2 separate regions of the Mus musculus genome follow, and region 2 is linked to region 1. A link is a loop called in an ENCODE intact Hi-C map of the cell type or tissue named here. Cell type or tissue: gastrocnemius. All regions are shown on one strand. Links, peaks and the distances in the headings refer to the core of each region. The heading gives the core; the rest is flanking DNA. Region 1 overlaps Mpz (myelin protein zero). Region 2 overlaps Adamts4 (a disintegrin-like and metallopeptidase (reprolysin type) with thrombospondin type 1 motif, 4).

Region 1 (8,329 bases), core at 184-8,183:
AGGCTCCTCTTTTTCCCGGGTCTAGGTGCTTTCCTCTTGCTCCTCAGCCCTGCCCTGCCCTTACCTCCCAATGAGATGTAAAGTTTCATTCCAACCTTCCTTTCCAAGTCTTGTACTCCTCCTTCGCCTTTACCCCTCGGCTTTCCAGGAGCCTAGGGACTAACCCTACTCCTCGCCTGCCCCAAGGGCTGTGTGTTTGGTGCCTGTCTCTCAGACACCGAGAAGAAAGGGACCTTGATAGCCTCTGCCCAACTCCAGGCCACTTGGCCTTCCCATCTCTCCCCCCCCCGCCCCCCCCCCCAGCTGATCCCCTGGCTCCTTCCTGCTCTCCCTTTCCTACCTTCTGGTGGCCCAGCTCCACACTCTGTCCTCGGGCTCAAATCCACATCGTGCAGAGCAGACTCTCCATCAGGGTTTATTTAGGTTGCTGAGTATTTTTTATTTGCCCATCCATTCTTTCGTTTGTTTACCTGAGCCCACGGCCCCATGACCGAGGACCAATGACGTCATGTGGCTTTTGCAGTTCCCCACTAAGTCTTTACTGGAGAGCCAGGCAGGCAAGCAGCGCATAATCGATGCCCTCTGACCACTACGGAGCACAGTTCTGGGACTCCGAGATTTGGGGAAGGAAAGAAAAAAAAATGGATCCTCACAGGTCAGGGGTGCAGTAGGGGGCTTTAAGAAATGTCTTCAAAATAAATAATCAGAACAGGAAACGCCAGCGAGAATGGGAAGGAAAGGAAGTGGCTACACCCCCGGGCACAGTGGACTGTTAGGACTTTTCTACATTCTGTATATTTCTCCTACCATCTCCAAATGTCCTTAAATGTTTAATAAACACTGACATTTCCAGAAGCTGCTGCCTCCGTTTTGCTTTTTCAAATCCTCATAAGAATCCCTTCCCCTGCTGTCATTCATCCCCAGGCCACATTTCTTCCTCATCAGCTGGTTTTCTTTTTCAGGTTGGATTTTATGGTATTGGCCCATGTGGCATAATAGGGAGAACTCTGAAATAGGCCCGCAGGCACATTTATGTATTAAACGCTATCTGGTGAGCTTGTGCTGGGTCCTGATCTGTGTCGGGCCCTGCTTTTACATGTGTGCAAACACAAAAGCGTTCTTTACCAAGACCTGGATCCTAAAGCATGCCAGCCGCTCAGGGCCGTGTCTGCCCCAGAAAGCTTACTTGCCTTTGCTAAGCTTGCTTTGCACTTCATAAATACAGGCAACCATTCTCTCTACCCTGCGCAATTCCCAGACCTTCCGTGAGAATCAAGTAAGAGACAGTGTATGGAAACCTTTATAAGCTATAAGCTCAGTTGTGCATATTATAACATATGACTAACTTATTAAGGGTCAGGTCCTTAAAAGTGGTCCTTGTCTTGCCTAAGGGGGTATACGTTAGGGGATGGAGAGATGGGTCAGAGCTCCCACACGGAGACTCACAACCATCGGTAACTTCAGTTTCAGGGGATCTGATGTCCTTTTCTGGCATCTGTGGGCAACAGGCATACAGGTGGTACACAGACTTATGTGTAGGAGAATCACTCGTACAAATACAATAAAGAGGAGTGCACTTTTATAAACTAGTACAAATCTCATTCCTGCTTACAAATATACACGCAGAGAACTTGATGTTGAACATGGCAATGCATACCTATAATCTCAGCACTTAGAACGTACAGTCAGGGAGATCAGAAGTCCAAGACCAGTTCTAACTAAATAGTAAATAACAGTTTAAGGCCAGCCAGGTTTACAAGAGACCCTGTTTCAAAAGCAACAACTTCCGTTTGTTCTCTACTTTAGATATATTATTAATACCTGACTATATATTATTAATACCTGACTAGCCAGTTTGTGGATAACGTCAATTTAGATATATCCTGGAATCTTTAGATGATTGTGGGAAAATGTAACCGCTTCTTCTGGAGGCAGGTGTGGGGGAGCATTAGATTTATTATTAGTCATAGTAAGCTACCTGATGTGGGTGTTGGGACCTGAATGTGGGTTTTCTGCAAGAGCACTAACAAACTGCTGAGCTATCTCTCCAGCTGCTCAAAAGAATCAGACATAATGTCTGGACGGAAACTAAGATTTTATTTCACATGATATAAGAAATAAAATGTAAAAATGTGTGTTGGTACATTACAATAATTCTGGCGTTCAGAAAGCTGGACAGTAAAGGGATTTCTAGGAGTTCAAGGCTAGCTGGGGTTACAGAACAAGACCTTGTTTAAAACACAAAACAGAATTATAGCCCCAAGCAGTCACTCTAAACAAACACACATGAGAAGAACTGAGAATGGAGTCAGTAGCAGGCTGTGTTACTACATCACACACACACACACACACACACACACACACACACGCACACGCACACGCACATGCACATGCACACACACACACACACACACACCAATACTTAAATAAGAGGTCATCATGAAAAGTCTGGCAAGTTGCCAGATGACTGCAATTTTATCACTTTTGGGGGAATGAGGCAGAATGATTGCTTTGAATTCAAGGCCAGTCTAGGAGCCAAGAGAGAGGGCACATTCTTAAGAGGGCACTTGCTTAAACTCTACAAGAAGAAGACCTTTAAACAACACAGAAAATCTAAAACTCACCCAGGAAATACTTCAGATTTTATCCTCTTCATTGGCAGAAAACATTATAATAAATATTATAAACAAAATCTGCAAGTGAATTGGTAGTGATGGGGAAATTATAATGCATTTTAATAGCTCCCATACCTTCACCTCTATCTACAGCCTCTTTTTTCTACTTCACTGTCTGATAAAGCCATTTGAACATGTCTGATCTGGTAGAGTATCTGCACTATGTTTCACGGTCTCCTCCCAGCCCACTACAACCATGGCCATCACTCCACTAAAATTGCTTTCCTCAAAGGGCATCAGTGATGTCCATGCTAAGTATGCTTGTAGAATAGCATAGTGTGTGTGTGTATGTGTGTGTGTGTGTGTGTGTGTACTGTTTGTGTGTGGTGCGTATTATTGGCCTAGGGTCTTGTGCACTTGAGCCAAGCACTCTGCCACTGAGCCACAGCACTAGCTCCTGTTGTTCAAACTCAGTGGTCACTTTTGAGTCTTTGCCATCTCTTGGCAGTGTTCAGCATGATCAACCATTTCCTCTCTTTGGTGATGGTTTACCACTTGGCTTCCTTGAGATAGATTCTTCTGCTTTTTGTTGTTTTTATCAATTTGAGAAATGCATGAATTAACTTTTTAAAAAGATTTATTTATTTGTTTATTATATGTAAGTACACTGTAGCTGTCTTCAGACACCCCAGAAGAGGACATCAGATCTCATTACGGATGGTTGTGAGCCACCATATTGTTGCTGAGATTTGAACTCAGGATCTTCGGAAGAGCAGTCAGTGCTCCTAACTGCTGAGCCATCTCTCCAGCCCATGAATTAACTTTATAGCAGAGAGTGCAATATTCTCTTTGGTTTATTCCACACATTGTGGGTTTATTCCCATATTAATGCTAAAATTTCCACAAGGTTACAGTCAATTAGAGATGAATATTTTCTTCCCCTTAACTTGCTATTTTTGAAGTTTTGCTTTTAGACTTATTTATTTTGTGTGTATGAGGTTTTTTTGCCTGCTTGTATGTATATGTACATACAAGTACCTATTGCCCACCTATGCCTTTAAAAGGGGGCATCACATCACCTAAAACTAGAGTTAGAGATCAACACGTGTTCTTACCCATGAACCATCTATCCGGCCTCTTTCCCCAATTTAGATGGAGCTTTGTTTATTCATTAGTGTGTCTGAGACAGGGTCCCACTCTGTGTCCTGGCTGGTCTTGAACTTACATTATAGCCTAGGCTGACTTCAGACTCTTCAGGAGCTAAAACTCAGTCATTAGCATCCTAGGTGAATGCCCTTAACTGCTGCGATGGCCCCTGTGAGACGTTTAAAGGGTATAGAATAGTTCTTTTGCATTGTCTAGGTCATTGTATTATTGTCTAGCATACTTACTTTTCTCTGGACTCATAACTACCAGTTATACATAACTACTATGTATAATTGTTTAAAAAAAAAAGATTACTAAAACAAACCAAGAAACAAAAAACCTCCCACAGATTCTTGAAACTTTCCCTAGAGGGCAGTATACCTTTCTGTTGAGAACTTCCCCCACCCCACAACTGTCCGGTACACAGAGACAGGGTTTCTCTGTGGAGCCCTAGTTGTCCTGGAACTCTGTAGATCAGCCTAGCCTTGAGAGAACTCCTTAGAAGTGTAAATAAGGCCTGAGGCCTGCCTATAAGGATGGAGAAAGAATCTAGCCAGTGTCTCGAGCCTCCTATTGGTTCTCTTTCTCTAGCCACATCAGCTCTTCTGAGCCCCGTTTATCTATCTAGTTCACTTACAACTACTTTTAACTTCAGAGAGCCTAGCCACACACTCCCCAAAGCAGCAGAAGAGGCATCTGGATGAGATTGAGACATTGTTAGAAATCTGGGAGTCAGGTAAAGCCAGGTTGGGGTCCTCCCAAGAAGAAAGAAAGAGGGTCTAGATCTTACGTGTCTGCTATGCAGGACCAAATAGGTATTCCGGAGCTCAGTTAAAGAGGGGCCTGCCCCACCCCTCTGCCTTCTAAATCAGGCTGGACAGCATCCTTGACAATCAACCTTTAGTTTATCTGTGTCATATAAAAACCACAAATTCAGGAGTCAGACCACCTGAGTTCTACCCCTACTTCAACTACTGATTTGCTTTGGTTATTTAGTATCTCAGTGGCTCACTTTCTTCACTTGTAAAATGGAGATACCAGGACCATTACAAGAATGTAAATGAGCTAGAGGATGGTGGTGGTACACACCTTCAGTCTCAGCACATGGGAGGCAAAGGCAACTGGATCTCTGTGAATTCAAGGCCAGCCTAGTCTACAGAATGGGTTCCAGGGCTTTTACACAGAAAAACTCTGTCTCAGAAAAAAAAAAAAATTAAATGAGTTAATATGTGTGAAAGTGCCTGGAAAGGGGACTGAGCCACAGGGGTACTTTACAAGTCTCTCTTACCTCTCATGGCCTATCTGTAGCATGAGACTCAAGTATCACCCCAACCTAGGGAATGAAGATCTCAGAGGGCCCTAACTATGAAACCTTCTAAGTCAACAGAATTCAACCCAGCAAAGAATAATCACAGCTGACCTGGTCATTGGTCCATTGCATCCTTAGATTCTGACACAGCCTCCCCCCTTGACAAATGAGGACACTGAGTCATGGAGACATTTATTAACTTTGCCAAGGCACAATGGTCACTGAACTAAGACTAGAACTCAGGACCTAGCACTAAGAGGACACTGAGGGACGGGATTCATGCACCTATCTGTCACACTGGTTTCTAAGTGTGTGAGCTTTTGGCCACCTTCACCATTTGACTGCTGGCTTCTGGAAATACCAGCAATGACATCATGCTCGGAGACTCAAACTATGTTTCTAAAGGTCAGATTCCCATTCTGTGGACATTTTTATTATACACATCCTTTGTCTTCTGTTAGTCACATCATCCTAGTTATTTCCCAGCATGCTATAGACTTTTCCTAGAAAGGAATTTTTACTGCTTTGCAATAAATCAGTACCATTTGCTTACATAAGCCACTGTTTTCCTCCTGTCTTTGAGAATACACATGCAATGCTGTCCAGATATGGCTCTTTGACTGCATTTCCTAAGACCCCCAAATGGAGCCTCTTTACTTTTACAGTCTCAGCTATCTCAAACTGATCGACAGTCTTCATGATAAATGGACTCTAAAGGAAGCTCAAAGCCTGAGGGGGGAACACGGGCTGCCAGTACTCTCTTAAGCATGGCTTCTAGGGGCCAATGTCAAGGGAGAAAATGAGGAAGCTCTTGCTTTGTGACCAGCATAACTTTCTGCCTCTCTATGGACCACGAGTCCCTTGCCTTTTTAGATCAAGAGTCAGACCTGCTGCCACTTAACCAAAAAGATCACCAGTGATACCTAACACTATAGAAAGCAAAACTCCTCACCCGCAAACTCTCAATTTCCAGAAAAGCACAGACAACAGGGACTACATTTAGAGTGTTTATGAAAAACAAAGCTGACAGCAGCTAATTAGAATGAATCCAATGAGGACTGATTCGCAGACGTTGAACATGTGTCAGGGACAAGGAAGCCACCAGGAGCCACTATCTCTGCCAACAGTATCAGAAATAAAGAAATGTAGTTGGCATTTTGAAAGAAAAAGAATATACATCCCTTCATCCCCTGCTGTTTTTTAAAAAGGTGTATCTATTTATTGTATGTATATGAGTACACTGTAGCTGTCTTCAGACACACTAGAAGAGAGCTTCAGACCCCATTACAGATGGTTGTGAGCCACCATGTGGTTACTGGGAATTGAACTCAGGACCCCTGGAAGAGCAGTCAGTGCTCTTAGCTGCTGAGAGCAATCTCTCTAGTCCCATCCTCTGCTGTTTTCTCTACTGGCATTTGAAATCAAATTTCTCATTCTAGCTCCACATCTGCTTGCCACTTGTAGTGGGTCTTTGCTACTTTGTGGATTCTTCTTTCTTCCACCCTTCACCCTTTTTTTCCCCCACCATTTCAATCTCTGAATACTAGATAAGGGAGAAAAAAAAAAGGCTAGAGGAAAAAGGAAAGAGTTCCCTGAATAAAGAAAGTCAGGGGCAGAAAGTGGGTGATTTTATCATTAGACTACTTCCTGCTGATTAGAGGAGTTGAGTTCCTTGGGGCAAGTTTGATATTTGACATCAGGATGTCTAATTCAGGATATCTAATTATTTCTTCTTCTTCTTCTTCTTCTTCTTCTTCTTCTTCTTCTTCTTCTTCTTCTTCTTCTTCTTCTTCTTCTTCTTCTTCTTCTTCTTCTTCTTTTTCTTCCTCTCCATCTTCTTCTTCTCCTTCTCCTCTTCCTTCTCCTCTTAATCCTCCCCTCCCCCTCCTTCTCCTCTTCCTTCTCCTCCTCTTCTTCGCACATGACTACTTAACAAACTGTGACCAACAATGAACAACCAACAACCCACTCTGCCCCTAGCATTTATACACCCTCTGAAAAAGTCCCCAGAATTCCAAATGCCACACAACTATTTGCAGCTGGTAAAATCATACACCCACCAAAGCACAAGGCAAATCACAGTCAGCTGCTGGGGACAGTCTGAAGCAGCCCCAAATCCCACACCTGGGGTTAAAACAAAAACATATTCTTATAATATTTCTGTGGGTTTTTTTTTTTTTTTTTTGGTAAGGATCCAAAATTCCCGAATTCTCACTATAAGGAAAACTCAGCAAGGAGATGCTAAGGCTGGAAGGACAGACAGCTCCTAGAAGGATCTCAGGCAGAGATTCCTGAAGAAGAAGAAGCCAGGAAGTGAAAGGAGCAAGCTGAACACTGAGGCAAGATCAGTGCAATCCTATCCTGAAATATCATGAAGTCTCTGAGAGCAGGCTCCGAAGACTGACCAGAGAGAAAAGCTTCTCTTTAACTGCCTGAATCCCACACCACCCCCACCCCCTCCATTCTTAGCCCCACCCCAACCCCTGGGCCTAGATCTCTCCTTGTCTGGGCCTTGGGAAAGTATATCCCAGGCTCATAAGATCTCAGGACTCTTCTGCTTTGTCAGGACTGCAACCCCAGCTGTTACCCCTGCAGAGCTGAGAAAGCGCCAGGAGGGAAGTCTGGAGTAGGGACATGGTAAGTGATGTGGTAAAGAAATGAAGAGTCAAAAAATGCCACACAGAAAAGGCAAACTCCACTTTCTAGCTGACAGAGCCTAACTCACTGGAGCCCGACCCACTGACTTGTAATTCCTTAGACAATTAGAGAGCAACCCCTAGTGGCTTCTGGTGCCTCACCCCAAGTAGCGTGTGTCAAAGAAGACAAATGTTCTAAAATTTACTACCTCAGGATTGTGAGCTGTCCTCAGAATTCAATTCAAATTTGACCCTGCACAAATGGCCCAGGAGGTAAGGCTGAGTAATTTCTAACTGCTATTGAAGGATCCCATTACCTTCCAGGAGTCTCTCTGTCTCTCTCTGTTGCTCTTTCTCTGTCTCTCTGTCTCTGTCTGTGTGTGTGTGTGCTCTCGCGTGCGCGCACACACGCTTGGGCACACACTTGAGAGTGCTCACAGAGGCCATGAGAGGCCATCAGAGTTGAACTTATAGGCAGTTGTGAGCTGCCCCAGGTAGAAACTAGGAGCCAAGCTTGGGTCCTCTGCTTACAGGGTCACCTCTCCAGCCCCAACTACTCAAGTGTCTATTCTTTATTAAACTTTTCTATTAATTCTAGACTGGTAAATTCGTAAACTCCCAAG
Region 2 (8,329 bases), core at 71-8,070, 99 kb after region 1:
GGTCACAGGAGGAATGGGGGGAAGACAGGGTGGGTCCTGGGCCCTAGTTGTATTTATTTGGTATTTATTCATTTTTATTTAGCACCAGGAAAGGGGACTAGGGTCTTGGGGAAACTCACCCATTATAGCCCTAACCTAGCTATGAAATCCAGGGTGTTGGTGACAAATATGAGTGGTGTGTGTGTGTGTGTGTGTGTGTGTGTGTGTGTTTATGTATGAGGTACAACCTGCCCTGCTTTCCTCTCCCTAATTTTTTTTTTTTTCTGGGAAAAGGAAAGTCAAAGGTAGGACTGCCTTCAGGGAGTAAGGGATGATTGTGTTTTTAAATTGAAGTTTGCTATTTATATGCTCTTTTTGGAGTCAGACAAATGTGGGTTATATTCTGGCCCCGCATCTTTGAGCATTAGTTTTCTCATGTGCCAATAATAATCCCTTAGAAATTGGTTGTAAGGATTAAATGATGTTAATAAAGAACTAGCATAGAGCCTCTCACTCAGTAGGTGCTCAAGGAATGGCAGCTGCTGCTCCTGTGGTCCTTGTTCTCCCAGTCACCCTCCACAGAGGCTCTGCCAGGCACTCGAAGTCCACAAGGATTCATGTCACTTGTGCCTATCTTTAGTCCCAGGCTCAGGACCTTCGGTTGGCAGGACCCTGTTTAGGATTTGGAGAGAGTTCAGACTCTCAGATGGCCATCTTGTCTATTACTTCTGTAGGCACGTAAGCACCTGCAGCAGACATAATAAACACTTGGCAAAGATAGTCAACAAGAACATGAAGGTACAAGAACAGAACCCAACAACTCCCTGGACACAAACAGGAGCTTAGTTGTAAGAATGGCGGAAGGGGCAGAGAAGGGATGATGTAATAGCATCCTGGCATTCCAGGAGCTGGTGGATCTGAACTTGAGTTAGGGTTCAGCATCTTATTACCTGGGTGATGTTGGGCAAGTGCTGATAAGTGACCTTGGAGTACAAGTCTGTGGAATGGGGCCAGTAATAACTGCTCTGACAGCATTGCTCTGTGCTCAAGGATTTTCAAACAGTAAAGGCCGTTGTAACAGGAGAGGTGACCTTTGTGGTGACAGACTGGGACAGTGACTCCAGAATCAATCAAAGTAAGCCCAACCAACATCTAGGAATGGAATTCAATGAGAGGAACAGGATGTGGTCTGGTATTGCCTAATAATCAACAAAGCAAAGCAAAGCCAAAAAAAAAAAAAAAAATCCTACAAGAGTGGAGCCATCTGTCAATCTGTCCAGTGGTGGCGGAATGCGAGGACCAGCACTGGCTGAAATGGATCTCCCTTCCTTGAGGGGTAACCTAGTCAGTCTTATGTGCGTCAGGGACTGGCGAAAGTGTCAGTGGAGAATTTCACATGCTAAGTGGCAAATGCAGAGCTTCTAGGATTGTGGAAGGGACTGAATGCTGAGGTAGGAAGGAGCTGTAGGTTAGGAAGACCCTGAGGTGAGGGTGGACTGTGGAGACACTAAAGGCATCTTGCTCTGCCAAAGGAGAGTAGGGGTGAGAGGGGGAGAGGCAGGCACAGAGGGCAAGGCTGTTTGTGTGCTGTATTCATTGGGACCAGGCTTGGCTGGTCAAGTTCTAAACGAGGCAGGGCAGAGCGTTGTAGAGTGCTCTGTGCCTTACACCAGCAAGCACAGTGGCTGCTCTCTCTGCAGGCTTGAGGGAAGGGCTGGCTACACTCCTCTCTTTAGCGTGCATTGCTCTCACTCCCATGCTTGCTCTCTGATGTGGGCCTTGTGGTGCTTCTACCAACCAGGCAGGGGGAGGCAGCAACAGGACAGTGGCATCTTCAGTTGCTTCATCTCAGTGGTAAGATTGGACCAACAGTATGTTTATGGAACTTAATACTATGAACTCACGGTACAAGCAGAGCTTTGTTGAAGTGAAGGTAAAACACAAATGATATACGGCCGTGTCCTTAAAGAGCTCACACTGCATCCTGGGGGAGGGGGGAGGTTGTGCAGCACATGTCCACAAAGAGAGTCAAGGGTCAGTCTGAGGAGCTATAAGATAAAGGCAAAATGGACTTTGTGAAGCTTGAGCCTTGTACCTGAGCACCAGGGCTCAGGAAGGAGGAACGTGATTTGGGCTTTGGGAAGTGGGTCATTATGGTAACGCTTCTCACATTTCTTTGAGGTTCTTGGCAATTTACTTTGTAAGTCACTGTCATATGTTATTTTAAAGAAAAACCACTTTGTTCACCAGGTAGGGTTCTTACTGGCACGAAGAAATTTTCTCCTTGGGAGGTAGAAACAGATGGGTCGGAATTTCAAGGCTATCCTCCGTGGCAACATCATAGCATAAAGGCCAGTTTGGTTACATGGAACTTTGTCTCAAAAGAGGAGGGGGCTGGAGAGATGGCTCAGAGGTTAAGAGCACTGACCACTTTTCCAGAGGTCCTGAGTTCAATTCCCAGCAACCACATGGTGGCTCACAACCATCTGTAATGAGATCTGACGCCCTCTTCTGGTGTGTCTGAACACAGTGACTATGTACTCATATAAATAAATAAAATCTTTAAAAAAAAAAAGAGGAGGAGGAGGAGGAGGAGGAGGTAGAGAATTTTGAAGGCTAGAGAGATGCTCAGCCGTTAAGAGTACTGGCTGCTCCTCCAGAGAACCTGAGTTTGAGTGCCAGCACCCATACGGCAGCTCACAACCATTTGCAACTCCAGTTCCAGGGAATCAATACTCCCTTTTGTTCTCTGTGGGTACTTAGGCACGCACGTGGTGCATAGACATACATGCAGACAGAACACTGATATCCACAAAGTGTAAATAAATAAAGAAAAATTAAAAAACATTGAGTTTAATGGCCACTTCTGTGATGATTGACTGATTGATTGATTGACTAATGGTTGGTTGGTTGATGAAGTGGGTGGGTTTGTATAGTGAAAGAGGGTCAGAGACAGTTAGCTCTTCAAAAAGATGAGTATCCCAGTTCTCAATGCTGGGCAACACCTGACCTTTTCAAGGAACGATCTTCCTTGTTCCACCCCTCCAGGGCCAGAATATAAGTTCCACATAACAGCTATCCTGAAGTCAAGAGTCCAACAAGTTTTTGCTAGAAGTGGAGATGAGGGAATATATCTCTCTGTCTTTGGACCAGGAGGAGCTCAGTCTCCAGTTCGTCTAAGCACTGCCTCTGTAGCTTTGAGCTTACGATGTGGTATAGAAGCAAGAGCAGGAAGAGGGCAAACAAGAAGAGAGGGGAGGGTGCCAGAACTGCTCGGGTATCTGTAAAGATGAGAGGAGGGACAGGGAGAGACTTGACAAAGAAGAGGCAGTGATTGACAAGGGGTGTGTCCCCTGAAGAAGTTTAAGTAGAGTTCAGACTCTCTCATGAGGCAAATGCTATCTATGCATGAGGACTCAGCTGAGCTGGGAAGGCGGCTGTAGCAGGGCAGGATTCTGATCAATTTCCTCAACCCCCGCCTGCCTGCCTCTGACATTCTCACTTCTGTGGTTAGAGCAGAGGAAATCTGGGCTTTCGTCCAATCACTATTTTGGTGGTGGCGGTGGGAGAGCCAGGGTTTCTGCAAAGTGCTGGAGAACGGGTATTTGTTTTTCTACATGAACTCTAGCTCCGCTTCTCTCTGTCCTTCCCATACAGCAGTCTCTCTCTCTCTCTCTCTCTCTCTCTCTCTCTCTCTCTCTCTCTCTCTCTCTCTCTCTCTCTCTCTCTCTCTCTCTCTCTCTCTCTCTCTCTTCTCTCTCTCTCTCTCTCTCTGACATACCAGATTGACAATGATAGAAGCAGTATCTCATTGGTCAGAGCTTGTCAGGGAGGGAGGGATGAGGGCATGGATTCAAAGGATTAACATTTTATTGGCTATGAGAATGATGTTCCTGAGCCAATTGAATACCTTCCCCATTGACTGTTGCTGGGGGGAGGGGAGTGGGGGCAGCGCAGGGCGGGGGGGGGGTGAGAAGCCAAAATCTTTGGCAGCAAGAGCAACCAGCTGACAGCTGGAGGAAACTATCAGCTCAAAATATGCTCAGAAAAAGGGGAGTCAGAGGGGGAGGGGGAGCAACAATGTTCAACAACATCCCCAGACAGGACCTTATATGGGGACAGGCTCCAAGCTCTTAATTAGCCTTGGGGAGGAAAGGAGGAGGGGTGGAAGTGTATTTAAGCATCTATTATAGTCTTTAACTAACAAAAAGCCATATAAGCTCTTACAGTGACACACATTTTTCACACACACACACACACACACACACATCCTGATAGAGACATGATGTTAGGCACATTCTCTTGATAATGCATATACAAATATTCATGAAAGAGAACAGGGGCTGGGAGAAGTGGAGGAGAAGAGGAGAAAGAGAGGAGAGAGGACAGGGGAAGTGAATAAGAGAAAAAACCCTGCTGGGTGTGGTGGTATATTACTATTACTGTAATCCCAGCACTCAGGAAGTTGAGGATGGAGACCTGCCAGGAACTCAAGACCAGCCCCAGCTACGTAAGAAGACTCTGACTCAAGCCAGGTGTGCTGGCTTTTATCTAGCACTAAAAGGCAGCAGAGGCAGGTGGATCTCTGAGCTCAAGGCCATCCTGTTTACAAAGTGAGTTCCAGGAAAGCCAGGGCTACACAGAGAAACTCTGTCTCAAAACAAAGAACAAACAAACAACCAAACCAAACCAAACCAACAAAATGAACAAAAGAAAAAAGATGAAGAAGACCCTGCCTTAAAAAGTAGAAAAGAAGGGTCTAAGGAGGCAGTTCCGCTGGCAAGGTGCATGCCACACGTACTTGTTGTTTTAGGATTTTATTGTATGTGCTCTACCTATCTGCATGTACACCTGTATGCCAGGAGAGGGCATCAGATCCCAGGAGAGATGGTTGTGAGCCAGCATGTGGTTGTTGGGAATTGAACTCAGGATCTCTGGAAGAGCAGCCAAGGCTCTTAACCACTGAGCCATCTTTCCAGCCCACAAGATATATACTTGAATCCTAGCACTTGGGGGTGGGGCAGGTAGATCTAAAAGTAGCTAGCCAGCTAGTCTAGCCTACATAGCAAATCCCAGGTTTCAGTGAAAGATCTAATCAAAAGAAAGAAAGGAAGAAAGAAAGAAAGAAAGAAAGAAAGAAAGAAAGAAAGAAAGAAAGAAAGAAAGAAAGAAAGAAAGAAAGAAAGAAAGAAAGAAAGAGAGAAAGAAAGAGAGAAAGAAAGAGAGAAAGAAAGAAAGAGAGAAAGAAAGAGAGAAAGAAAGAGAGAAAGAAAGAGAGAAAGAAAGAGAGAAAGAAAGAGAGAAAGAAAGAGGGAAAGGGGGGCTGGCGAGATGGCTCAGCGGGTAAGAGCACTGACTGCTCTTCTGAAGGTCCTGAGTTCAAATCCCAGCAACCACATGGTGGCTCACAACCATCCGTAACGAGATCTGGCGCCCTCTTCTGGAGTGTCTTAAGACAGCTACAGTGTACTTACATATAATAAATAAATCTTTAAAAAAAAAAAAAAAAGAAAGAGAGAAAGAAAGAAAGAAAGAAAGAAAGAAAGAAAGAAAGAAAGAAAGAAAGAAAGAAGAAATGTGATGGTGTGTGATGGTGTGATGGTTTAGTGGTACTAAATGCTCTTGAAGACCACAACTTACAAGCATCTGTAACTCCGATTCTGGGTGACCTGATGGCCTCTCTGGCTTTTCCAGGCCCTAGGCACCACTTAGTATGCATGCATACATAGGCAGGCATATAGGCAAGTGAACACACACACATAAAATAAAAATATTCTAATGAGAGCTGGAGAGATGGCCCAGTTTTTGCGGAAGACTGGGGTTTGATTCCCAGCACCCATATAGTGGCTCACCGCCACCTGTAACTCTAATTCCAGGGGCTCCAAGACCCTCTTCTGGCTTGCTGTGGGTACCAGGCATGCATGTGGCATACATACATGAAGACAAAACATTCATACATGAAAAATAAACCTAATTATTTTTAAAAAATCAGAACCAAACAATGTAAATAGCTCCTAAGGAACAATGCCCAGAGCTGACTTACAGCCTCTGTAGCTGCTTTGTGAGTGCTGCTTTCTTCCACCCTTCTCCACCCTTTTTCTTCTCTTCCAACCCCCTAACACTACATAGGAGAGAAAAAAGGATAGAGGAGAAAGGAAAGAGTACCCTGAATAAAGTCAGGGGTCAGAAAGGGGGTGATGCTATCATCAAACTACTTCTTGCTTATTAGGGGTGTTGAGTTTCATTGAGGTAAGTTTGATCTTCACATTCTGGGTATATAATCTCTTCTTCTTCTTCTTCTTCTTCTTCTTCTTCTTCTTCTTCTTCTTCTTCTTCTTCTTCTTCTTCTTCTTCTTCTTCTTCCTCTTCCTCTTCCTCTTCCTCTTCCTCTTCCTCTTCCTCTTCCTCTTCCTCTTCCTCTTCCTCTTCCTCCTCCTCCTCCTCCTCTCCTCCCTCCTCCTCCTCCTCTTCCTTCTCCTCTTCTTCTTCTCCCTTCTTCTCCGTCTTCCCTCTCCCTTCCTCCCTCTCCCTTCCTCTCCTTCCTCTCTTTTCCTCTCCCTTCCTCTTCTTCCTCTCCCTCTTCCTCTCTCCTCTTCCTCTCCCTCTCCCTCCTCCTCCTCTTTCTTCTTCTTCCTTCTTTATACATGACAACTTAACAAGCCACATCCAACAACCATATCCAACAACCACCCACCCTGCCTTTCAGGGCCCTAGCATTTATAGACCCTCTGAAAAGTCTCCAGAATTCCAAATGTCACACAATCGCAGAAACCATCTGCAGCTGGCAAAATAACACCTCTGATAGAGCACAAGGCAAATCATAGTCAGCAGCTTTGAAGCAGCCCCCACATCCCCACACTTGGGATTAAAACAAAAACATATATTCTTATAATATTTCTGTGTTCTTTTAAAGGAACCAAAACTCCAAAATTGTCACTAAAATAGCCTCCACATGTAACTAGACTTTTGACTACTTTGTGGGTCCTTTTTTTCTTCCACCCTTTCCCACCCCTCTTCTCCCCTTTTAACCCCCTAACACTAGATAGAAGAGAAAGAAGGATAGAGGTGAGACAGAGAGAAGGAAATCCCCAAATAAAGCCAAGGGTGGGAAATGCAGTGATAACATTGTTATACTACTTCCTGCTGATTAGGGGTGTGGAGTCCTTGGGGCAAGTTTGATCTTTGCTGTCAAGATATCTAATTTCTTCTTCTTGTTTCTTCTTTGTGCATGACGATTTAATAAACCGAAACTAACAGCAACTAGCCCCGTCTATCAGGGCTCTAGCATTTATAGACCCTCCAGAATTCCAAATGTCACACACTCTCAGAAACCATCTGCAGCTGGCAAGACCACTTCCCTGTTAGAGCTCAAGGCAACCCATAGTCACCTGCTGTGAAATGGCTCCCTTCCTCTCCCTTCCCCTCCTTCCCTTCCCTTTCTCTCCTTCCTCTCCCACACCTGGGATTAAAACTGAACACACATATTCCCATAATATTTCTGTGTTTTTTTAAAGAAACCAAAATTCTCACTACATCTACATGCATGCACATACCTGTGCCACTATGCACACACCTAAATCAAGCAAATAATAATAATAATAATTAACAATAATAATAATAGAGCATGAAAGTCAGTTTTGCAAGAATAGAACCCTACCTGCCAGATATAGTGGCTCATGCCTATAATTCCCAGAAATCAAGAGGCTGAGGCAGAACACCAGGTCAGATGGGATCACCTGTAGATGAAACCAAACCAAACCGGAAACAGAAAAACAGAGTGGCTGAGTCTGCTGACACACGTCTGTAATGTCAGCCCTGAAGGTTAGAGGCAAGGGGACCAGTTATTCCAAGCTAGCCTAGACCACAGGAGACCCCCATCTCAGAACAAAATGAAGGAAACAGAAGCAGCCCCAACAACAAGAAGGAAGCACCAGTGGAGCAGTCTCGGGAGAGGATCCTCTGGGGAAAAAAACCCACATACCAATAATCTGTGTACGTCTGACTCTTCTGCTAACGTGAGCTCCTCCAAAAAACAAAAACAAGTCGAACAAACCGACAGCCACCCCCCCTCCCAGCCAGAAGAACGAGTGTGAAGCCAGTGAAGTGGCTCAGTCCCTTAAAGGTACTTGCTACCGAGGATGTCAACCCGGCAACCTCAGTTAACCCTGGAACCCAGGTAAAAGTGGAAGAGGATCAGCTCCACAAAGTCGTTCTCTGACCGCCCCACCTCCAAAAACTAAGCCCTAAGCTAAAAAACCAGAGCTTCTACTCAATTCCTATTTTGTGTTCACTATTAATGTTTAGAATAAAAAATATGCTGCCTACTAATACTTTTCCCAGCACTTGGGAG

What was found. A loop is a pair of places that touch in the nucleus more often than their neighbours do. Peaks named below come from ENCODE experiments on the same cell type or tissue, not always from the same donor. Only the 100,000 strongest peaks of a DNase experiment are listed, where the experiment ranks them.
Region 2: a loop joins it to region 1, with 2.0 times the contacts of the local background. A loop is called at or near these places in 1 of 42 quality-filtered maps.

What each region holds. Positions count from the first base shown.
Region 1 is chr1:171,160,271-171,168,599 of GRCm38, forward strand. It overlaps Mpz (myelin protein zero), which reads left to right. Exons shown (of 6, transcript NM_001315499.1): 6 at 1-860. Among named protein-coding and RNA genes, the nearest start is that of Mpz, 8.9 kb to the left of the region's middle. In gastrocnemius, for the core only: a CTCF peak has its summit at 4,123; no DNase peak of the experiment used is centred there; H3K4me3 peaks cover 7 bases; H3K27ac peaks cover 289 bases.
Region 2 is chr1:171,259,432-171,267,760 of GRCm38, forward strand. Adamts4 (a disintegrin-like and metallopeptidase (reprolysin type) with thrombospondin type 1 motif, 4) reads left to right here. Exons shown (of 9, transcript NM_172845.3): 9 at 1-2,836. Among named protein-coding and RNA genes, the nearest start is that of B4galt3, 6.7 kb to the right of the region's middle. In gastrocnemius, for the core only: a CTCF peak has its summit at 4,829 (motif pointing right); DNase peaks (open chromatin) are centred at 3,492, 3,926 and 4,460; H3K4me3 peaks cover 952 bases; H3K27ac peaks cover 4,799 bases.